6 separate regions of the Homo sapiens genome follow, and regions 1, 2, 4, 5 and 6 are each linked to region 3. A link is a contact called in ENCODE Hi-C or POLR2A ChIA-PET data. All regions are on one chromosome and are shown on one strand. Each heading gives the region's core, a stretch centred on a gene start or an enhancer-like site at or near the end of the contact. The rest is flanking DNA. Distances are from core to core; before and after follow the strand shown.

Region 1 (3,596 bases), core at 120-2,619, 3.8 Mb before region 3:
TAGCCAGGCGTGGTTGCACATGGCTGTAATCCCAGCTACTTGGGAGGCTGAGGCAGGAAAATCGCTTGAACCCGGGAGACGGAGGTTGTAGTGACCCGAGATCGCGCCACTGCACTCCAGCCTGGGCAACAAGAGCAAAAATCCGTCTCAAAAAAAAAAAAGGGGGGGGGGGGCAAATACCTTGAAATTTGTGGACCTGGTCATTTTCCCAAAGATACAGGTCTGTAACACACATGCTCTGCAGTAATGTCTGTTTATTAATTCTCACTAGTGTCCAAAAACACCTGGAAAGCGGTAGGACAATGTCATGGGAAATCCATATGCTCGTGTTATTGGATATTTGTCTTGACCGGGTACCATTTGAAAAGGAAACTGAAAAGCAACCCTCTTTTATGTTTTAGATGGGCTGCAAAATACAGCACAAAAGGAATACACAAAATTCCCTCAGTAAAGTACTTCTTTTCAGCTATTTGGTTTAATCACACATAACAGGCGCTCTTAGTTGCTGCTTTGCTGGGGCCAAGTGAAACAGATAACCCAGTCCTTGGCGTGGACTCCGCTCTTCTGTCCCCCATTACTGCCATTGATAAATACCACTGGGGAGTGCCTACTGCAGAATCCCAGCCACTTTGTCATTTGCAACCTGGCCAGCCATTTTTTCAGTGACTATCCAATTACTGGAAGTAAGTTATTCTATTCAGAGGTGAACACCAGTCACGCTTAAGTGTTCCCACCAACCGGTGTGCAGCGCCCCACACTTGGAGCCACCGCACAGGACAAATACTGCTTTTCCTGAGCTCCCCTGGAGCTTCATTCATTGAGGCAACCCAAGATCCCTTGCTAAAAGCAAAACTAAAGCATTCCACGCCGTTTTCATTCAGGTGGCCTCCATTTGACTCCCGACAGCCTGAACTCGTCACGTAGGTAAGAAAACTTTTTAAAGACCATTTGGACTTTGCTTTGTTTCAGTGAAATGGGTCGTGAGAAAAAGTGCCTTCCAACGACCAACTCCCTAAATCCAACACCCTTCTCTTTACAGCGTCTTCACATCCAACCTTTACAACCAAGACTCTATACCTCAAACTACAGTGCCTTGGAAAATTACTGCCACATCGGCAGAAAACCGAGTTACCTTTCGAGTCAGGTTTGATTCTGATGCAGGCAGCCATGTGCGGCAGGGCTTTCGCACGGTTGCAAGCGCACACCTGGCCGGATGCTGGCTGCACCACACACTGCCAAGTACAAACTCCCCGAAAAACAGGTGGATTCGGAAACCAACAGCGCCCGGGTCAGAACTCTGGGCCAGTCCAAAACCTGACAACATCTGCGTTCCTTGCAGGTATTTTCGAACGTAAGCCCGACGCTAGGCAGTGCTGTTAGAAAGTGATTTGGAAGAGCGCTTCCGAGCCACGGCGCGCCCTCCGGGGGAGCGCACCGGAGCAGGTGCGGGCGAGCCCCGCGCCCGGGGAGGTCAGGAATTCCCCAGCCACACCAGATCCAACCGGACGCCCCAGAACGGGGACGGTCCCCGGAGTCCGCCTCCCAACCTGGGTGAGAAAACACCTCCGTCCCTCCGCTGCCTGAGCGCTCGAATTTACAACTCAGGGCGCTTTGTGCCGCGGAGGCCCGGCGGACGCGAGGTCGGGACAATGCACGGGGCCGGGGTCCCGGCGGCCGCCCCTCGCCCGCGGACCCGGCATGACTTTGCAGCCTCGCAGGCCGGGGCCGGGAGGCCAGGCCGAGGCCCGGCGGCCGCCCGGGGCCTGGTTAAAGATGGCGAGCCCCTCGCGTGGCTCCCGCGGCTCCCCCGGCCACAATGAAAGGCGCCCCCCGGCCCCGCCGCGGCCGGCCCTCGGGCCTCACCTTCCATCTCCATGTCCTCGGGCTCGCTCAACTGCTGCTCGCCCGCTTTCTGCTGCTGCTGCTGCTGCTGGTGGTTCATGTCGGCCGCGGCCTGGGCCTCGCCTGCGGCCGGGGGCCGGGGCTGCGAGCCCGGCGGGCGGGCGGCGGCGAGCCGGGGCGGCGGCGGCGGCGGCGGCGGCGGGGCGGCCTCCTCCTCCTCCTCCCGCGCGTCGTCGGCGACGGCGGCCCCGGGGCGGCCCGCGGCGGGCGGCGGCGGCGGCAGGGAGACGCGCACGTACTTGCTCGCGATTCGCCCAATCTCGGCGCCGAGGCGGGCGGGCGGCCGGCGGGCCGGGCCGGGCGGCCTCGTCGCTCGCTGCGGCCGCCGCCGCCGCCGCCGCGGGGCCCGCCTCCCGCCGCCGGGGCCGGGGCCGGGGCTGCGGGGCCGCGGGCCGGCCGGGGGCGGAGGGCGGCCGGTCGGGGGCCGCGGAGTCAGCCCCGCCTCGGGCCGGGCGCGGCGGACGGGAGGCCTGGCCGGCCGCGGCGGGCCTGCGGGCCCTGGGGCCGGCGGGAGCGGCGGAGCGGGCGGGCGACGGGCCGGCCGCGTTCCGAGAGCCGCGGCCTCCGCCTCCTCGGCGTCGTCGTCGGGGCTCCGGCAGCGGACGCGGCGCCCGGCAGCTCGGCTCGGCTCGCTCTCAAAATGGCGGCGGCGTGAAATGTCACATCCGCATGGGGGGCCGCGGAGCGAGCGAGCGAGCGAGGAGAGCAAGCGGGCGGGCGCCGAGCCGGAGGGCGGAGCGGGAGCGCAGGGCGGAGCACGGGAGGCGGAGCAGGGAGCGACCCGCCTGCCGCCGCCGCCGAGGCCCGCCTGCCCCGCAGCGCCGCGCCCCGGCACCGCCTGCGCCGCAGCCCCGCGGCGGACCCTCGGCGCTCCCTGCCCCCGGGCCCTGGGGGCCGAGGCGGGCCGCCCGGTGACTTAGCCCTGCGGAGGTGAACCGGAATCCTTCCCATCCTGGGGAGCCGGACACCCCGAAAGACCCAGGAGCGGCAATGAGGAGGGGCCCAGAAGCCACCCGGCAGCCGGGGTTCAGGTCCCAGCCTAGCGCGCCGGGGCGAGCGCTGGAGGTTGCCCGGGGACTGCTCGGGATAGGGCCCGGAAGGGAGCTTGGGGTCAGCGCCTAGAAGTTCCTGTTATTGTCGTTACTTACCCTTGCCCGCTGACGTGCACTTTTTCACCCAGTATCTACCGTGGAAGAATTTATTTTCTCACTGTCAGCCTAATCTGGCAAAGTTTGGCTCCTCAAGAGCAACCCCAGGCGGGGCGCAGCTGCTCACACCTGTGATCCCAGCACTTTGGGAGGCCGAGGTGGGAGAATCACTTGAGGCCAAGAGTAAGAGACCACCCTCTCTACAAAGGTTTTGGGTTTTGTTTTTATATTTTTGAAATGTATTTTTAATTAGCCGGGTGTTGTGCCTCCTGCCTGTAGTGACAGCTACTTGGGAGGCTGAGGCTGGAGGTTCGCTTGGGAGGTTGACTGAGGCTGCAGTGATCAAAGATGGCGCCACTGCACTCCAGCCTGGGCAACAGAATGAGACCCTGTCTCAACTAATAGTGATAATAAAATAATAATATAAAAATAAAACAAGCCCACTACCCTTCACATTTGGTATTAATTTACTTCCTTCCTATCAACCCAGTCTGGGATCATTCACCCGGGGCCTCCCTATTCCAGGAGACATTTGGTGAATATATC
Region 2 (3,981 bases), core at 1,147-3,646, 3.7 Mb before region 3:
TTTTGTATTTTTTTGTAGAGACTGGGTTTCACTATGTCGCCTAGGCTGGTCTTGAACTCTTGAGTTCAAGCAATCCTTGCGTCTTGGCCTCCTAAATTGTTGAGATTATAGGTGTAAGCTACCATGCCTACCCTCCTAAAATATTTAACTCATATACCTTGTGACTCTAAAATACTATTTCTGAGGATATATATTCAATACACATATGTATATATGCAAGGATGTTCACTGTATTACATATGTACAAGATGTTCATTATGGCATTGTTTATAATAGCCAAAGACTGGTCACAATCTAAATTTGTATCAATAGGGGCCCTGTAAAATACTTTGTAGTGAATCCATACAATGAAATTATTTGCAATATTTTAAAAGAATAAATAAGTCTTTAGGTCCCAATGTGGAGACATCCAAATTATGTTAAGGAAAAAAGGCTTGTAGGATAGTACACATAAAATCATCTTTTTTTTTCCTTAAGAAGGGACATACTTGTATATAGGTACACACACACATACACACTCGACGTACACATAACTCCGTTTTCAAAGGTCACAAGTTATTTCCTGGGAATAGGATTGGGAGGATGTAGAATGAGGTAGGTAGAATGATTTTTGTTTGCTTTTCACTTTATATTCTTCCCTACAATTGGAAACCTGTTTTTTAGCCACCGCGCCAGGCCTAATTTAGCATTTTAGATAGTGATTGATGTTATGAAATAATATAACCAGGCAATACGAGACAGTGTGAAGGGTGCTACTTTAGGCTTGTCCTAGTAGGCTTCCTAAACAGGAGCTATCTGAGGAAAGAGGAGGAGGAAGAGCTTCCAGAGATAGCAGACTGGGGCAGGAAAGAGCCTAGTGTCCCAGGGAAATAAGGCAGGCCAGTGTGTGAGCGTCCAGGCGAGGTGGGGAAGAGGGGGAGTGCGCAAGGTACAAGCCAAGTAGGGGATTGTGTGAGAGGCGCCAGGGCCAGATCCTGCAGGGGTTTGCAGGCCGCGGTGAGGGGGTCAGATTTTCTTCCAAAGCCGCCTTGCTCTGTGCAAGCGCACTATCGCAGGCTGCGGGCGACGCTGCCTCTGGCCGGCGCCCTCCGCCGCTCCAGGCCGGATGGTGCCTCCCGTGGGCATGTAGGTGGGGATGGTGGGTTTTGCCTCTGTGCGGTCACCGCCTGTCTGCGTTGCTGCCTTCTCCGGGGCCTCAGACCCTGGAGAAAGCCCCGACAGGGGAGGGGGGCGCGCAGCCGCAGGGGCGTCCAGCTATCGCGCACTGCGGGGGGAGTAGGGGCGGGCGCAGCGCTCGGCACCGCCACGCGGGTTCGGGCCGGGGAAGGCAGGGGCCGGTACGTGACGCGGGGCATGCACGTGGCCTGGGAGTGTGCTTTTCGGGACAGGTGCGGGGGCCGCCGCGCGCGCAAAGGCGCAGACGCACGCGTGCGGGCACCGGGCACCGTCGGCCGTCGGGTTATCCTTGGCTCCGCGGGCGGCCGCCGAGGTCCTGTCCACCCGGAAGGCGCGACGTCCTCGGGGGACGCCAGGGCGCAGGGGCAACTGAGCCGACTTCGCAACTCGGAAGTTTTTCTTTGGCTGTGATGGTCGATTTGCCCGTCTAAGAAATGGGACTCTGGGCCGGGCGCGGTGGCTCAAGCCTGTAATCCCAGCGCCCTGGGAGGCTGGAAGATCGCCTGAGGCCAGCAGTCTAGACCTCGACAACGTAGCAAGACCCCGTCTCAAAAAAAAAAAAAAAAAAGGGGGAGTACTCAAAAGAATAGGAAAGCGCTTTGCAAACTTGGACACGAGTTGGGCGTTTTATTCACTTTCTCTACTACCCTCCTCCCTTTGGGAGCCCCAGGGGCTGGAGTAAGCACGCTACCACCCACTATACCTCTCAGTGCCCGCGGCACAGGAGCCGCACTCGACTTTGCATCCCCCCAGGGCCTGTACACGCCGGAAAAGCTCCCGCGGGGTGCGGTCGCTGGGCCTCGTCACGTGATCCCCACTCAACGCCCCTGAGCGGGGGGGGGAGCAGCGAGCAAGTGCGCATGCGCATCCCTTCTAGCTCTTCCCCTCCACCCCCCACCCGCCCCCTTGGCTCGGACGCAACCACTGTCAGCTCCTCCCCCTCCTCCTCCTTCATCCTTCCTGACATTCACTCCCTTCCCCCAGCCAATTGGTTACGTCAGGCAGACAGGCCGAAGAACCAATCACGACGCTGTGCTCAGAAGCCGCCACGCGGAACCGGCCGGATCCGACTAATAGGGGCCCTTGGAGCGGCCACGCCTCAACCGGGCAGGGTAGCTTGGGCCCAGTGGGCGGTGCTTCTCCTGTCAGCATGTGGGCGGGGTAGGGCGGGGACCAGCAGCCGCAGAGCCGTCCTCGGCGGTGGCGACGACGACGACGTTGCTCAGTCTTGGGGTGGGCTCCGCGGTGCAGGCCGAGCTGCGCGGAGGGCTCGGCGATCAGCGGCGGCGGCGGCAGTGGGGAGGCCGCAGCGCCATGGGGGGGCGTTAGACAGGCTGCGGCGGCCGAGGCGAGGGGCGGCAGCGGTTATCTGGTCCGCGGCGACCTTCGGCCGGGCCCGGGGGTGGGAAGGCCTGGGGCGGGGGTCGTCCCTGGTTGCACGGGGCCGCGGGGCGGGGCTCGCCGGCCGTCGGGGTGCAGGAGGCCTGGGCCGCTGAAAGGAGAAGGCGCCGTCGGTCGCCAGGCCCTGCCGCCGGGCCGCTTGACGACGACGCTCCCGCGGGGGCCCCGCCTGAGGAGGACGCGGCGGCGGTGGCGGCGAGGCCGCGGGAGGCCGCGGAGGATGGAGGAGCGGAAGGAGGAGGGCGAGGCCGAGATCCAGGAGCACGGGCCCGAGCACTGGTTCTCCAAGTGGGAGCGGCAGTGCCTGGCCGAGGCCGAACAGGACGAGCAGCTGCCCCCCGAGCTGCAGGAGGAGGCGGCGGCCGCCGCGCAGCCCGAGCACAAGCAGCAGAAGCTGTGGCACCTCTTCCAGAACTCGGCCACCGCCGTGGCCCAGCTCTACAAAGGTGAGGCCGCCGCCGCCATCTTGGTACCGCTTGGCCGCCCCCGCCCGGGCCCGGCCCCGGCCCTATCGGCTCAGCGGCCGCTTCGGGGGGCCGCGACGGCGGCGGCCTCGGGGATCCCGGCCGGTGGCTCCGCGGCCCTGCCGCCCCCTCCCCGCAAGATGGCGCCGCGGGAGGGAGGCCCGGGGTTGGGGGGACAGGCCAGAGCCGGCGTGGGGGTAGCCCCGCTTTGGGGTGGTCCGAGGGTCCCCGCTCTCCGGGCCCGGCCACCCGGTGTCCCCCTCGGCCCGGAGACGGGAGAGGAGGAGCCCCCGTCACAAAATGGCGAAGGGAGACGGCGGGGCGGCCCCATTGTGCCCTGAGCCGGCCTCGGGGCGGGGACTGCCAGGGGGGGCGCTTCCCTGCGCCGCGGCTCGTCCCTGATCTGTGCCCCTGAGCTCTGCGGCATCCCCTTTTCCCCGCCGCGACCTCCCTGCCCCCCCGGTCCTCACACTGGGTTTGGGATCCCGAAACCCCTGAACAAAATGGCGAAACCTAATATGGCCGTTCCGGAGTGATTGACGCGCAAATAACATTCTTGTTCTCTTTCTTTCTCTTTCTATGTGTGTTTCTTTTTTCTTTTTGGTTTTTTTTTTTTTTGGCTTGCTTTTCAGACCGAGTGTGTCAGCAGCCAGGACTTTCTCTCTGGGTCCCCTTCCAAAACGCAGCCACCGCCGTCACCAATCTCTACAAAGGTAAAGATAACCTTGCTGCATTGCCGATTCAGGGAAGGGCCGCCTGCGTCAGGGTGTCTGCCCTGCGTTCCAAGTGTGTTTTCTGCTCCCCAGCCCAGCTGCTAACCTTGAATACCTTGCAACTTGAGAATCGCGGCGGTGCTCTAGCTAGATCCACCGGAGGCGATTTTGACACCTCCCTCCGCCCCCCGGGACAGATGGCAACGCCTGGGGACGTTTTTGGTTGG
Region 3 (3,739 bases), core at 44-2,543:
CCGCCTTAAATGAATAAATAAGGTTTTACCATAGAATTACCGGAGAAACCTACTTTAGATAAGGTAGCAGGTAAAGTCTCTGAGGAAGTGAATGAACTTTAAAATGAGGTGTGACGGTTGAGAGAGCCAGGCTCACCAACCCTGCTAAAGAAGCAGAAAACAGCAAGCGCCAAGACCCTCAGGGAAAGAACGGCCTTGGCCCTTTTAAATGCAGTTCAAACAAGGGCAACAACAAAACCTGTTGCAGAACTGGGCAAGAGAGAGAATGACAACCCTGAAGGAAGTGGACACAAGCCTGATCATATAGGGCATTTAGGGTGACTTCCCTGGGGGTATAAAGCTGGTGAGAGCCTGGGAGGCGATCTGGCTGCAGGCAGCAAAAAGCCACAGAGGGGAATCAACAAACCAGAAACAAACCTCCCTCTTTACTTAGCACCTAGCATGCGTCCAACACCGGGTTACAAAAATACTTTTGATCTGTTTACGCTTCCAACAACCCTATGAGGCAGGTATTATCAAACCCATTTTTAAGGCAAAGCAGATAATCTAAATCCAAAATCCAAGCACTTCACTACGACTCTCGAATGCCCTCCCTCTCTACTGCTCTGATGGGGCAGTGTTACCATTTCGGTGAATGACTTAAATAAACGTCATTATGGAGTACAGAATACATAACGGTGAACAACCTTAATAAAACCGACACCCTCTAACATGCACCGAACGCTTATCCAGTAACACCCACAAGTATTCCCGTTTCACAGATGTGGAAGCTGAGGCCAAGATGCTAATGCACAGCTTGGAAACCAGGTCTCGCTGCAGAGTCCAAGCTGTCATTAACTATGCTTTGCTACCCTCCTCTTACTTCCCTTCTCTGGGGGAAGTTAGGTCAAGGCCAAGGAGGCTCCTAGACCAGATCGCTCTCTCGGCCTCGCCTCTCAACTGCGCCCCTGGAATCCCTAAGAGCAGGCTTTGATGCAGCTATGGCGGCTCCCAGGCCCCGGTGCAGCCCCGGATGGTGTCCGACTGGCGGAGCGCACACCTGAACAAAAGGTTCCCCCGGCGGAAGGTTCCGCAGCCCCAGAGTCCCCTCCCCGGGTGAGGGGCGGGCAGTACCTGCGGGAAACGCGGCCAGGGTCCTGCCCCTGGCTCTGTGGAAAACACCCCCCGCCTCTGCAGCCGACATGGCGAGCGAGTTTCTGGCCTTCACTTAGAACACTGCGTGGGTGGAAGCCGCGCGACTTCACACAGAACAACCGCTGGACCTGTCCCGCTTTGGGCGACGCCCTTTGATCTCGGGGCGGGACTGGGGCGGGACGGGGAGGGGCCCGGTGGCTCGGGGCGCCACTAGTGCTGCCTGGGCGGAGCGGAGGCGCCAGCGGCCCCTCTGGGATCGACCTGCGCGCCTGGCGAGTGGAGACTGTCTAGGGCACGCGTGGGCGGGGATAAGGCTTTGGGGTCAGTCCTTCCCTAAAGGCAGAGTTACTAGATTTAACAAGTAAAAATGCAGGACTCCCGGTTAAATTGGAATTTCAGATTTTTTTTTTTAAAGAATGACTGACTTGGTATAAATATGTCCTATGCAGTATTTGGGAGCTACTTACGTTAAATTTTTTTTTCATTATCTGAAATTCCAATTGAACTGGGCGTCCTAATTTTTTTAAATTTTTCTCTTTTTGCAGGTTTGAATGGAAGCGTCCTGATTTTTTTTTATCTGACAACTCTATCATAAAGTCAGAAGGAGCCACTGGGGTGGCTTACGCCTGTAACCCCAGCTCTTTGGGAGGCCAAGGAGGGAGGATCGCTTGAGTCCAGGTGTTGGAGACCAGCCTGGGCAACACGGCGAGAGACCTTGCCAATACAAAAAAAAAAAAAAAAAAGATGAAAAGGTGGACGTCTTGGAAGACTGTCTCAGCCTGAACTTCCCAGTGGCTGCCACCATCTTTCTGTTATTATCTTTGCTTGCTATGCACCAGGCAGGGCGCTAAGCACTTTGCACGCTGCTCACTTAATCCCCACTACAGCCCTAGGAGGTGGTGCTGTTATTAGCTGCATCCGTCATTTGGGGAAACTGACGCTCAGAGAGATGAACGAACTTGCACAAGGTGACACACATCTAGAGAGGTAGTAAAGCTGCGAGTAACCAAATTAGTGTCTCTTCAACTCAAGAGCCATTGTAGTGAACTACTTAGCCAGCATTTGTCAAACGTGTTGAAAATACAAATTCCAGAATGGACCTATTGAATCCAAATCTCTATGAAAATGATCTGTGTTTTGTTGTTGTTGTTGTTGTTTTGAGACAGGGTCTCACTCTGGTTGCCTAGGCTGGAGTGCAGTGGCACAATCTCTGCAGTCTCGATCTCCTGGGCTCAGGTGATTCTCCCACCTCAGCCTCCTAAGTGGCTGGCACTATTGGCGTGCGCCACCATGCCTGGCTAATACTTTGTATTTTTAGTAGAGACGAGTTTGACTATGTTGCCCAGGCTGATCTGGAACTCCTGAGCTCAAGCAATCCACCCACCCGGGCCTCCTAGAGTGCTAGGATTACAGGCATGAGCCACAGTGCCTGGCCTGAAAATGATCTGTTTTTAACAAGCACTGCAGGGGAGCTCTTATGATCTTACAAATTTGGGAAATTCTTTTCTAAACTAGCTGCCTACATCCAAAGCACTGTTTGAGTAGCTAATATGGCCATAACTACTGTTCTCTAATCCTTGACAAGAGTCACCCATGAATCATAGTGGTTAAGAGTATAAATGCCTATGAGTCCTGGAGTCAGTGGGCTTGGATTAATCCCGGTTCTACCCACTTACTGGTTGTATGCTCTTGAAAATTGCATAGTTTCTCTATGCCTCAGTTTCCCTATCTGTGAAATGGAAACAATAGTAGCATCTAGGTCATAGGGTTGCAGAAAGGCTTAAATGAGTTCATGTATCAAAGTGCTTAGAATAATAGTTCTAATAACAAATGGTAGGTACTCAATGAATATTAGCCATTGTTATTATTAATCAATCACTATAACCCTATTCCCTGAACATGGCCTGGCCCAGAGGAGGAGTCCCAAGAAATGTGAAGGAGGCCGGGCGCAATGGTTCAGGCCTGTAATGCCAGCACTTTGGGAGGTGGAGGTGGCGGATCATGAGGTCTACAGATCGGGACCACCCTCGCCAACATGGTGAAACCTCATCTCAACTAAAAATACAAAAATTAGCTGGGTGTGGTGGTGCACGCCTGTAGTCCCAGCTACTCGGGATGCTAAGGCAGGAGAATCACTTGAACCCGAGAGGCAGAGGTTGCAGTGAGCCGAGATCCCGCCGCTGCACTCCAGCCTGAGCGACAGAGTGAGACTGTGTCTTTAAAAAAAAAAAATGTGAAGGGGAAGCTGAGCACAATGGCTCATGCTTGTAATCCCAGCATTTTGGGAGGTTTAGGCAGGAGGATTACTTGAGCCCAGGAGTTCAAGACCAGCCTGAGCAACATAGTGAGAACTCATCTCTATTAAAAAATTTTTTTTAATTAAAAGAAATGTGAAGGAGAGAATGAATTATAGAAACAGACCCTGCCTCTTATTCACTAGCTTTGCAGTCATACTGGCCATTCAGTTCATTAAACATGCAAATTAATTTCCCTCTCTGCATATGCAGTTCTTTCTGCTTAAAATGCCTCTTCCCAGCTGGGCACCGTGGCTCATGCCTATAATCCCAGCATTTTGGGAGGCCAAGGCAGGTGGATCACGAGGTCA
Region 4 (3,501 bases), core at 241-2,740, 4.1 Mb before region 3:
TGCAGTGGTGCCATCTCACCTCAGTGCAACCACTGCCTCTCCATTCAAGCGATTCTCATGTCTCAGCCTCCCAGGTAGCTGGGATTACAGGCAGGTGCCACCATGCCAGGCTAATTTTTGTATTTTTAATAGAAAGGGGGTTTCCCCATGATGGCCAGGCTGGTCTCGAGCTCTGGGCATCAAGTGATCTGCCTGCCTCGGCCTCCCAAAGTGCTGGAATTACAGGCGTAAGCCACTGTGCCAGGCCTCAATTATTCTTATTTACTGCTCTGTGTGTGTGTGTGTGTGTGTGTGTGTGTGTGTGTGTGTGTGTTGGGGGGGAGGGTCCCCAGAGGTGACACTAGGAGGTGAATGATTTGTTTGGCAGCTTTCTATTTATCTATGTGTTTACTTTATCTTAATTCTTTAATTGCAAGGACTATAGCGCTTGTGTAATCAGAGATAGGGCAGCCTGGATTCCTGGACAGCAGGAGGAGAGACCTCAGGGTTCTACAAGACTCCACAGACCAAGTTATCAGTGATCAGGGTGAGTGGGGAGAACCAAGCTGAACTCTTTCTCTGCCTTTAAGGTCTGTACTCTCCATCCATCCATTCATTCATTATGAGGACTTGGTGATCGCCTGTTGTCTTGATGAGCAGTTCTTTGTGTCTTTGATTTTGTCACTGAAAGATTGCATCCTCTTTCCAAATACCTCTAGAAAGCTGTGGGGGGGCTATCCATCCGTCACACCTGAGTATTAATTATCTTCCACACAGCATTTTATACAACGGTAGAAAGGCACCTTCATCATATCTAGGGTCTCGTTTATACCCACGAAGGAGGTACAATCTCTGTTGTCCCAATTTCAGGAAATTGAGGATCAGGAGGCGCAGTGACCTGCTCCAGGTCATGCAGAAGGAACCACCTCTGACTCCCAGCGCCCTGTTTGTCTTCCGGAGCGCTGGGGCCAGGCGGAGGAAAGTAGCTGGGAGCAAGAAGGGCTGGCAGGGCCCTGAGCGCCGAGATGGGGAGTGAGGTGGGGAGGGCGGGATGCTCCTTCCCTTCTCCGCAAAGGAACCCCTTCTGATTCCGACTCTGGAGCTCCAGAGACCGGATCCGAGACGCGGGTGGAGGTGGAGTTACACTCGCCTGCAGCCCTGAGGGTGTAAATGGCCCATTAAGATCCAGGTTAAATCAACCTATGGAGCTGCCCCCCAGAGGGTCAGGGTCCCCACAACTTGACGGGGGTCCTCAGCCGTCTCCTCCCCAGTCCCAGGACTCCCTCCCAGCCCTCGCGGTCCCTCTGGTGGGTCCCGCCCCAGCCCCCGTCTCCCCCGCCCCCGGAGGCTGGACTCTGCCCCCGCCCCGCCTGCCACCTCCCTCCTGGGGGCGGTGGCCCGTGGCGGGCGCACCCATTGGCTGTGGCGAAAGCGAGGGCCGGGGCTGGCGGCGCTGATTGGCCGGGACGCTCGGCGGAGCCAGGGAGTCCGGCGAGTCGCTGGGGGAAGTCGAGCAGACACCCAGCGCTGCCGGAACTCGGGGCGCGCATCCCGCAAGTCGGAACCCGGCGGATCGGATCCCGCAGATCGGAGACGGGGCCTGGAGGTGAGCGCGAGGCGCCGGGTGGCTTGGGACGGGCCCTTCCGAGGGGAGCCGAGAGGAGGTCCTTCTGCCCTGCCCCCAGGAGCAAAACCTGGGCATCTTCTCCTGGAAACGGAGCCCTCATCTTCCCAAGACGCGGGGCCCTCCCCCGAAAAGACAGGGGCTCCCACCCCCCAGAGAGCAAAATACCTTCCTTTCTCCTTCAGAAATGGGCCCTTCCTCCTGGCTCCAGCTCTAGACAGAAGTCCTCTCCCTTTTACCGCTTGAAATAGAATGCGGCCCCAAAAAGTGGTCTCCAGGTCTCTAGAGCCCCCTCACCTCTTGGGAGACTGATGCCCCTTCCCCATCCTTAGAAAACTAAGTTTGGGTGTCTTCCTTCTCCCCTCTCTTTCGGAATAATGGGGGTCTTCTCAGCTTATAAATTACAGTGACCTCCCCCTCCATGACAAATGGAAGCTCTCCCCCCATCATAAGACAAGGAAATCCCGGAGCAGAGACTCTGCAAGTCACCCTCCCACCCCAGATACTGGGCTCTGGAGAGATAGATGATTCACCCTTAGCCCTGCCGGAGACCCCTCCCTACCCGTCAGAGAGGCAGGGTGGCCTCTGACACCACCACATTAAAGGCTTTTGGGGATTTCCCCTCTCCTCCCCAGTAAAGATGTAAAATGAGGGACCTTCATACTCAGGAGCAGGGCAAAGGTCTGGCCACCCCTCCAAGTCATCCACCTCCCTCCACTCCACCCAAGCCCTTTCACACAAACCCCATCCTAGTAACCCCCTGCACCATCCTCCCACCGCTCCCAATCCCATCCTTCTCCACCTCACCCCAACTCCACTCCCACACCTGGCTGCCCCACCTATTTCACATCCTCTCACCTTTCCTCACCCACCCTGGCCAAGGTAAGACTAGAGGGGGTTCAGCGAGATTTAGTAAGACTGGAGCTCTTAAAACTGGGATCTGGGGCCTAGAGGCCCTTCCAGGAGTCTTCAAACTCTGACAACAGAGATGGCCTCTGAGGCAGCAGGACCAGCAGAGACCACCCGCCACCTCTCCCCCGCTCCCTGCCCCAACACACGCACAAAGGCTGTGTTCAATGCATTCTCTCTTGCAGTCTGGGAGGACAGCTGGCCCTCTTCCAAGAGGGCCCGCATTTCCCCCCTAAAGTGTGCACCCCCGCAAGCGCCTGTGGACATTGCCTGGTGGAATTCCCTGGGCACTCAGCCAAGAGAAATGGGTGCTGCTGGGCCCATCCACTGGGGAGGAGACAGTGTTGGCTTTGCTGCTTTGATGAAGCTAGACTAAGGGACAGGATGTTGGTGACCTGGGGGTGGGGAGGGGGTGGGAAGAGCTCTTCTCTGGTGGGTCAGGTTGGGAGGCAGGAGAGAGGGAGGCAGTGAGTTGTGTCTTGCTCTTTGGAGCCTGTGTTGCGGCGTGGAGTCATAGAGAAATGTGTTTTCTCGAGGCCCAAAGAGGTTAGCCACGGGGAGAGGTAAATGGTCCAGTCTGGAGTCCTAAGACCTAAAAGGGCTTCTGCATTAAAGACGTGGCCCCTTCATTTGACAGTTAAACACACAGAGGCACAAAAGGGGAAGAGACTTGCTCAAGGTCACCCAGCCTGTGGGAGACAGCTGGCCCCAACCCCTCCAGGACCCTTAAGGTGCTAGGATCCCTGACACAAGCCCCAGTCCTCACATTTACAATGGGGACTTGGGGACTGCTGGGTCCCAAGTCCCCACTTGTCAGAGGAAGCGCCAAGGCTCTGCAAAGGTCATGAAGCCAGGAAGGGGCAGAGCTGGAACTCAATGCCATCCCCCAGCAGGCTGCCTCGTGGAATCCATTCCTGGGTGTCAGCGCATCCCTGCTTACCCCGTGCGATCTTTGTGTTGAGGCCATTGCCAAATCTAGGCTTGCCAAA
Region 5 (3,609 bases), core at 326-2,825, 4.0 Mb before region 3:
CGCACAAACATCTCCTGAGGCCGGTCCTTGGTTTCTGTCAGGGGAATCACATCTGCCATGGGACAGTATGTGTCCTGCCGCCAGCCCCAGAAGTTCAGATGGGCCACCCGCAGCATGGTGCCAGACTCATTCAGATACAGGATACCAACCAGTCTCCGTAAGAAATAGCTCATCCAGCACAGCATGGTCAGGGCAAAGCCCGATATCCCACTCATGAGGCACACGGTGTTGAGAGTGAGGAGGCCCTGGGAGTACAAGTAATAGCCTGGTGGCAAAGCTACCACTGTCAGGGCAGTCTGTGCCAACTTCAGTCGTGACAGGAACCCGAAGGTTCTGATGGCATCAAAACGGTAAAACATCCAGAATTTCTCAGTCTCTGCGTTTGGTAGTTTCTCCTTCGAGATGGGTGAACTGCTGCCCACCCACCTCTTAGGATCCTCCTGCCCACTGCAGCACCACAGCCCATGGAGAGGCCTTTCCCACACAGCTTTTCCCCGAAACCTACGCACAGCTCGGAGAAGGGCAGCCTGAAAGGGAGACAGTAGACCATTTCTCTCATGGAACTCAACCACATTAATCACACGGTGAACATCTGCAAAGCACCATACTCTAAGGCTTCTGCCAATCCTGCAAGGTAACCGTTATTGCCAGACGAGGGAAGGGTAAAGCCAGATGCTATCTCATGTGGGCATCACAACAGCTATCTAAGATAGTTATCACTATTTCCACTTTACCACTAGGGAAACTAAGCCCAGAGAGGGTAAGATATTTACCAAAGATCACACAGTCAGTGAGTGCAGCAGAGTCCTCCTTCCACCAGGCAATTCCAAATAAATACAGGAAAGGAGGTGCGGCCGTCATTAATTCAAAACATATCCAGGGAGGACAAACTCTGGGCTGGACAATGTATCCACAAGGGGGTGTGAACATTTCCCCAAGCAGGAAACTAAATAATCAGTGTCTTAGTGGGGAACTCGAGCAACAAATCTGTGAGATATTTATTCCAATAAACTTTCTAATTCTCTGTTTGATTCATATGCTATCTTGGGTGCTGGAGGGAACTGCTGCTTTCTCTTAGCCTAGTCTGGGGAAGGGGAAACAGCGGAGAAGGAGAAGGAGCGAGGCAGGGAGGCCCCAACACGTAGCACAAGGGTATTACTAGGTGGGTAGTGAAGCAGTAAAAGCTCTTATTCCAATTCTGGCTCCAACAGTAATTTGTGAGCAAATTACTCCACACCCCTGAGATTCGGTTTCTTCGCCTTTCAAAATGGGGACTCAGAACACAGTGAACCAGAGGATGGTTTCAGAGTCCTCAACTTAGTACCTAATGCACTGTGAGAGCTCGGCGAGTTTTAGCTACTACTACTGTGCGCATGTGACCCAAGGAGGGCAAGAGAAAGCCCGGGAAAAGCGAACTGTAACACACGCCAGAGCTTCCTCCCACGGATCCTCGGAGTCCGAAACCCGAGCGTCGGGCCTGCCCGCCCCAGCCCTGACCCCGACCCCAAAGAGCATCACCCCCTCAAGGCTCGCCACCCGCCTCCTTACCATGGCCCCACCACCTGCTGCCGGAAGTAAATCCCACCGGCCCCCGGAACCCCTAAGAGCGCATGCTCGAATGTACAAGGCGGGCGTGATCTGCGTTGCACCCTGGGAGTTGCGGTCCAGGAATCGTGGCTGCCGCTACTCCCAGGCGTTATGGGAACGGAGTCCCCTCCTCTTCCCGACGTGCCCTGCGACTCAGCGGCCGAACCCGGAAGTTCCGGGCCGAGTTCCTCGTGCCAACGTGTCTTGTAAGGTGCGGCTAGAAACTGGGGACATGGCAGCGCCTGGCCCAGCGCTCTGCCTCTTCGACGTGGATGGGACCCTCACCGCCCCGCGGCAGGTAAGTGGCGGCCGGCGGGCTGCTGGCAGCCGACGCGGAGCCCGTGCTGTTCCCAGTTGGGGCTATCGACCACCCAGGGTAGGCGCCAAGGGGTGGCTAAGGACCGCCTACGTCCTCACGGCGCTGAACCCTATTCTGGGTGCACTGGAGGAATGAGAGGGAGGCCCTAACCAGCTCTTGAAGAGCTCTGGTGCTTGGAAAGATGAGACGGGGCTGAAGAACTCTTAAGAGCAGGAAACTTGTGCTAGGTTGGAAAATGTAATCTGGACTCACCGCTAGTGCTCGGGACTGATAGACCAGGATTTCAACCCAAGATCAGGCCCCCTTATCAGCTATGTGTCGGCCCCAATCCTGTAACCAATGGGCTGTGCCGTGAGTCATGATATTAAAAACAGGTTTCCAGGTCAAACCGACCTAGTGGAGTCTCATCTTCACCTCTTGACATCTGTGTGACCTTCAGCGAGTCATTAACCTCTCTGAGCCTCAACATCTACAGCTTTAAATGGGGATGTTACCTGTTCCATATGGTGTCTGTGAGGATCAAATGAGATTGTGTAAGTTCTTGAAAGTATGTTGGACACAACACACTAGGCCTCAGTAAATAGTAGCCACCTCCACCACACCCATCTCCAGCCCCTGCAATGGACTAGGGAGATGGAGGAGCCCTAGGTTATTACAGGCTGCCCGCTGAGAGCCTCTTTGGGCCCTTGGAAACTTGCTTTCCACTTTCAGATTTTGCTGCTACAGGCACAGATAAGTTTCAGTTACGATCAGCCTTGAGGTGAGGCTCTCCTGGCCCCTTTTCAGAAATTGGCCACTGAACACTGGCCATTTCAACTTGAGACTGGACCCCAATGGTCTCACTATCCTCAGCTTCTACCCTCACCCCTCATAGTTTTCGCTTGGTGGTAACAATGGTGTGCTCCAGAAGTCCAGGTCAAATGCGTGTGACCTTAGACGTATCATTTTGCCCTTCTCAGCCACAGGTTTGATTTACCTAGTGATGACGCTCAACTCCCAAGTTCTTCAAAGGCTTTTTCTGATTCTGAAATTCAGTGATCACACACTTGGGTTTGTTAAAAGCCCATAGTGGTCTAAAACTCCGGTCCCCAATTCATTTTTTGTAAAGGGCCATATAGCAAATACTTCTCTGTCTTTGCTGACTATGTGGTCTATAGTAACCACTCAACTTTAGTGCAAAACCAGCCATAAACCCTATATAAATAAGAGTGGCTGTGTACCAATAAAATTTTATTTATTTATTACAAAAACAAACAGCTGCCCAATGTGGTCTGTGGGCCATAGTGGTCTAGGGTTTACATTGCCACCCTTTTTCATATCACTGAACCCTCTCAACCTTCCTCCATCTTTCTTCCCAGGTAGGATAGTTGTTATTACCGTTTTAAACATAAGGAAACACACTCAGTGAAGAACTAACCTCCTCAGTTTCACACAGCCAACCTGGTACAAGTCTCTGGGCCTCAGGATATTGGTTCCTGTCAAGTTTGCCATTTCCTATCTGTGCTAAGGTGGAAGCTGTTCTAGTCACTGGGTATGCCATTCAGGAAAGTGCTTCTGATTTTCTGATTTTCACAGTTCTGACTCTTTTTTTTTTTTTAAGACAGAGTCTCACTCTGTCACCAGACTGGAGTGTAGTGGCCCAATCTCAGTTCACTGCAACCTCCACCTCCCAGGTTCAAGCAATTCTCCTGCCTCAGGCAACC
Region 6 (3,490 bases), core at 522-3,021, 4.2 Mb before region 3:
ATGGCTGTCTTTTTGCCGTGTCCTCACATGACAGAAGAAGTGAGGCAGCTCTTTGGGGCCTCTTTTGTAGGGGCACTAATCCCCTATAAAAGATTATAGGTTTGACAAGAGGAGGAATGTGATCTTTTGATTTTTAAGGGTCATTCCCCCGGTTTAAATTTGAAGACAAAACTCCCAAGGGTGTGAACAATGCCTTCCTAGTGCCCTCCCCACCACTCAACATCCTCTGGGGATAACTAAGAGAACCCTCAGCGAACTAGAGAGAAAACTATGAATAGAATCTGGTCCCAAGACACCCAACTGGCTCTCTGTGTACTGTCCTGGGGGATTTCAGGAAACATAATCTGTTTCTTAAAAAAAAAAAAAAAAAAAATTCTTATTTGTGTCGCTTAGTCACCCTATCAACTCTCCACGTTTTATCATCAGTAACCATGAAATTGATGTTGATTTAATTCTATTTTGAAAAGAGAAAAAAAAGTAATTTAGACAAAGGTTGCCAGCTGAGGCCATGTGTGTGCGTGTGTGTATATGTGAACACACAGGGATATAGATTTTACATATGTGGACTTTACATATGTTCCTGTGTGTATATTTGTATGTTCACTGACATGTCTGAGAGTGAGCACCACTGTGTGTGTCTGGGCATGTCTGTGAACACGTCAGTGTGGTGTATATCCCTGGCAGCTCCCCATCTCACGCACAGTAAAATCCAAAGTTCTTAGAATGTCACAAAAGTTCTAACCCTGGCTACCTATGTATCCTCGTTTCCTGCGGCCCATCCCCTGGCTTACTCCATTGTGGCCAGGCTGACTTCCATGATGTCACTGAATATATAGATTGAGAAAAGGGCCAATATTATTGACTGTACTTTTTCTAAAAATGCAGTGACTCAGGCAAGAGACGTGAGAATCTGTGGTCTATCCTGCTCATCCTCTTCAGGGGATTCTTCTGAGGGCTGTGCTCAGTCACGGACTCAGAGGCTTTCTGAAATTCTGCAGGCAAGAAAAAACGAGCAAACATGGAGTCTTATGTTTGCCACTCTGTCTCACCCCCTTGGTGTTGGAAACTTGATGAGCATACGAATTAACGAAATCACTACCACCTAATGAAATCACTACCACCTATTAATAATAACAAGTACTGGCTGGGCGTGGTGGCTCATGCCTGTAATTTATGAGCTTTAGGAGGCCGAAGCAGGAGGACTGCTTGAAGCCAGGAGTTTGAGACCAGCCTGGGCAACACAACAAGATACAGTCTGTACAAAAAAAAAAAAAAATGGTGCCACGCAACTGTAGTCCCAGCTACTAGAGAGGCTGAAACAGGATTCCTTAAGCCCAGGAGTTCAAGGCTGCAGTGAGCTAAAATTGCGCCGCTGCACTCCAGCCTGGGTGACAGAGCAAGACCATCTCAAATAAACAAACAAACAAACAAACGAGTACTAAGAGCATGGATGACGGTAACACCCGTGATAATAAATACAGTAGCATGCTGGTTAAATAGCACCGGCTCTGATCCCACACCCCGGGTTCGAATCCAGGCTTTACCACTTAGTAGCTGGGAGAGTTATTTAACTCCTATTTAAGTCTTTTAGAGGAATGAGTTTAGCCACCTAGGCGGGTCCCCCCAGCAAACACGCCTCGCCCGCGACCAGAGCGAAGGCTACAGGTGCCCGCCGGCAACCCTCGGACGCATGCGCGGCCCGGGCAGGTAGGTGGAGCCACGGTGCGGGGCAGTCGGATGGTCGCACGCGGGGGCGGGGCCGCGCCTGCGCAGACCGCCTGTTATGGCGGCCGCCTAAGTCCCACAGAGACGGGAGTCGGGTGGGATCCCAGGCTGGGCCCCGCGGCGGGTAAGTGCCTGGGAGAGGCGGCGGGATAGGGTAGGGTGCAGGGAACCTCCTGGCGCCGAGCCTGACTTTGAAATCCGAGCTCCCACAGATCGGAGGCCCAGATCCCTAAGGCCCGACCCCACTCTTAGCGTCAGTTTCCCCTTCTCAACACGGGTGTTGGGGAAAGAAGTCCACGTCCTCACCTGGGTTTCCATCCTGGGTCCAGGCACCTCTCCTTCGGTTCTAGATTAGGAAGGGAGGGCAGTGCCCGACCTGTGACTGTTTTTTGAGAGGGCAATAGTTAACCCACAAGGGTGGCGTCAGGAAGGCGACAAGACAAAGAGAACGAGTAGCCCCACGGGGGACGTCCCCGGAGCCCCTCACTACCACTCTACGCACCGTGGCCAGGCCACGTCTTTCCTGCCCCCAGCCTGGGCCTTCACACCCTGCCCTCCCCAGCTCCTGGCCTAAATCGTCATGGGATCGCGCCAAATTATTGATTGTTGAGTGAGTTGCAGTTATCAGAAAGAAAGATGAGGAGGGAAGTTATTTCAACACCGTGATCCCAGCACACTGCTTATTTGGGACAACTGACTGGGGACCTATAGGAGAAGAAAGCTGGTAGCGTCTCAGTCTAGCCCCCACAGCCTTAGAAGAGCCAAGAACACGTTAGCTCCTGCTGCAGGGATGAGCCTGCAGCCCTATGGAGAGGTGGTGGGGCAGGTCCCCATCTGCAACCTGGGTCTCCTTTCTCAGCTCTGCCCAGTAAAGAGAGGAGCCCGAAGCCCATACAGACCCTGCATTTCCGGAAAGAGACTTTTCCTGACTAGAGAAACTGTTACCTTTTTTCTTTCTTCCCAGCATTCACTTTAATCATTATTATATTACTATAATGATAGTATTTACTATTGTTGCTTATTGAACGTTTACTATATGTCGTAAGCCCGAAAAGTGGTAATTGTCTCATATACTCCTCTGAGTATATGAGGGCCTGAGATAGGTTCAAGAGGGCCTCCTTATTCCCAGATAGCTGATTCTAGGGAAAGCCACTTAAAGGGAATCTCCTTCATCTGGAACTTACATTGCAGCGTACATTTCTTGGGAAGCCTGGTTGGGTTGAATTTAAAAATGGAAAATTCAACTAGAGATTAAGAATTTGAGTTTTTTTGTGTGTGTCTATACTTAAAATTTGGTGTGTAATATTATGCTCACTTTTGGAAAAAGCAAAGAACATTGATTTTTCTGGGATGTAAGTTTTCCAACAAAATTGCGCTATAGGCCATGCCTGGTGGCTCACACCTATAATCCCAGCACTTTGGGAGGCCAAGGTAGATGGATCTACCTTGGTCAGGAGTTCAAGACTAGCCTGGCCAACATGGCAAAACCCCATCTTTACTAAAAATACAAAAATTAGGTGGACATTGTGGTGCATGCCTGTAGTCCCAGTTACTCGGGACTCTGAGGTAGGATCACTTGAGCCCAGGAGGCGGAGGTTGTAGTGAGCCGAGATGGCACCACTGCACTCTAGCCTGGGCAACAGAGTGAGACTCTGTCTCAGAAAAAAAAAAAAAAATGCGCTATGGCAAAAAAAGAAATGGCATCCTTTGGTTCACTTTTGATTTTTACAGCAATATTAGAGAGGATCTTCCCCACCCCCTTCAA

The links. A loop is a pair of places that touch in the nucleus more often than their neighbours do. ChIA-PET counts read pairs that join two places held with the same protein, here RNA polymerase II (POLR2A). Pooled maps may share reads with other maps.
Region 1: a map of CD8-positive, alpha-beta T cell shows a loop between it and region 3 (16-fold over the local background). The contact joins the promoter of USP7-AS1 here to the promoter of CPPED1 in region 3. A Hi-C loop is called at or near these places in 3 of 168 maps with a recorded cell type or tissue (CD4-positive, alpha-beta memory T cell, CD8-positive, alpha-beta T cell and naive thymus-derived CD4-positive, alpha-beta T cell) and 8 of 50 pooled maps.
Region 2: a loop to region 3 is called in a map of CD4-positive, alpha-beta memory T cell, with 18 times the contacts of the local background. The contact joins the promoter of HAPSTR1 here to the promoter of CPPED1 in region 3. A Hi-C loop is called at or near these places in 1 of 168 maps with a recorded cell type or tissue (CD4-positive, alpha-beta memory T cell), 1 of 37 single-sample maps with no recorded cell type and 9 of 50 pooled maps.
Region 4: a loop to region 3 is called in a map of CD8-positive, alpha-beta T cell, with 15 times the contacts of the local background. The contact joins the promoter of ABAT here to the promoter of CPPED1 in region 3. A Hi-C loop is called at or near these places in 1 of 168 maps with a recorded cell type or tissue (CD8-positive, alpha-beta T cell) and 5 of 50 pooled maps. POLR2A ChIA-PET finds 5 or more read pairs at or near these places in 1 of 52 experiments (PC-9).
Region 5: a loop to region 3 is called in a map of CD8-positive, alpha-beta T cell, with 12 times the contacts of the local background. The contact joins the promoter of TMEM186 here to the promoter of CPPED1 in region 3. A Hi-C loop is called at or near these places in 4 of 168 maps with a recorded cell type or tissue (CD4-positive, alpha-beta T cell, CD4-positive, alpha-beta memory T cell, CD8-positive, alpha-beta T cell and 1 more) and 8 of 50 pooled maps.
Region 6: a map of CD4-positive, alpha-beta T cell shows a loop between it and region 3 (9-fold over the local background). The contact joins the promoter of METTL22 here to the promoter of CPPED1 in region 3. A Hi-C loop is called at or near these places in 2 of 168 maps with a recorded cell type or tissue (CD4-positive, alpha-beta T cell and naive thymus-derived CD4-positive, alpha-beta T cell) and 8 of 50 pooled maps.

The regions. Positions count from the first base shown.
Region 1 is chr16:8,961,344-8,964,939 of GRCh38, forward strand. USP7-AS1 (USP7 antisense RNA 1) reads left to right here and starts at 1,370. Exons shown (of 2, transcript NR_184341.1): 1 at 1,370-1,551. It overlaps USP7 (ubiquitin specific peptidase 7), which reads right to left and starts at 2,563. Exons shown (of 31, transcript NM_003470.3): 1 at 1,864-2,563. The coding sequence starts at 1,942. RefSeq lists an enhancer at 934-1,470 and a silencer at 2,666-3,025.
Region 2 is chr16:9,089,248-9,093,228 of GRCh38, forward strand. It overlaps HAPSTR1 (HUWE1 associated protein modifying stress responses), which reads left to right and starts at 2,397. Exons shown (of 4, transcript NM_014117.3): 1 at 2,397-3,023; 2 at 3,674-3,754. The coding sequence starts at 2,798. RefSeq lists enhancers at 562-1,427, 3,697-3,866 and silencers at 1,338-1,468, 2,257-2,326, 2,497-2,836, 3,047-3,546.
Region 3 is chr16:12,802,594-12,806,332 of GRCh38, forward strand. CPPED1 (calcineurin like phosphoesterase domain containing 1) reads right to left here and starts at 1,294. Exons shown (of 4, transcript NM_018340.3): 1 at 1,114-1,294. The coding sequence starts at 1,183. RefSeq lists an enhancer at 876-1,245 and a silencer at 1,326-1,375.
Region 4 is chr16:8,673,127-8,676,627 of GRCh38, forward strand. ABAT (4-aminobutyrate aminotransferase) reads left to right here and starts at 1,491. Exons shown (of 16, transcript NM_020686.6): 1 at 1,491-1,585. RefSeq lists enhancers at 488-989, 990-1,489 and a silencer at 1,084-1,543.
Region 5 is chr16:8,796,064-8,799,672 of GRCh38, forward strand. It overlaps TMEM186 (transmembrane protein 186), which reads right to left and starts at 1,576. Exons shown (of 2, transcript NM_015421.4): 1 at 1,549-1,576; 2 at 1-527. The coding sequence starts at 1,551. It overlaps PMM2 (phosphomannomutase 2), which reads left to right and starts at 1,776. Exons shown (of 8, transcript NM_000303.3): 1 at 1,776-1,885. The coding sequence starts at 1,820. RefSeq lists enhancers at 1,170-1,864, 1,503-1,552, 1,865-2,559 and a silencer at 3,415-3,464.
Region 6 is chr16:8,619,927-8,623,416 of GRCh38, forward strand. It overlaps METTL22 (methyltransferase 22, Kin17 lysine), which reads left to right and starts at 1,772. Exons shown (of 11, transcript NM_024109.4): 1 at 1,772-1,849.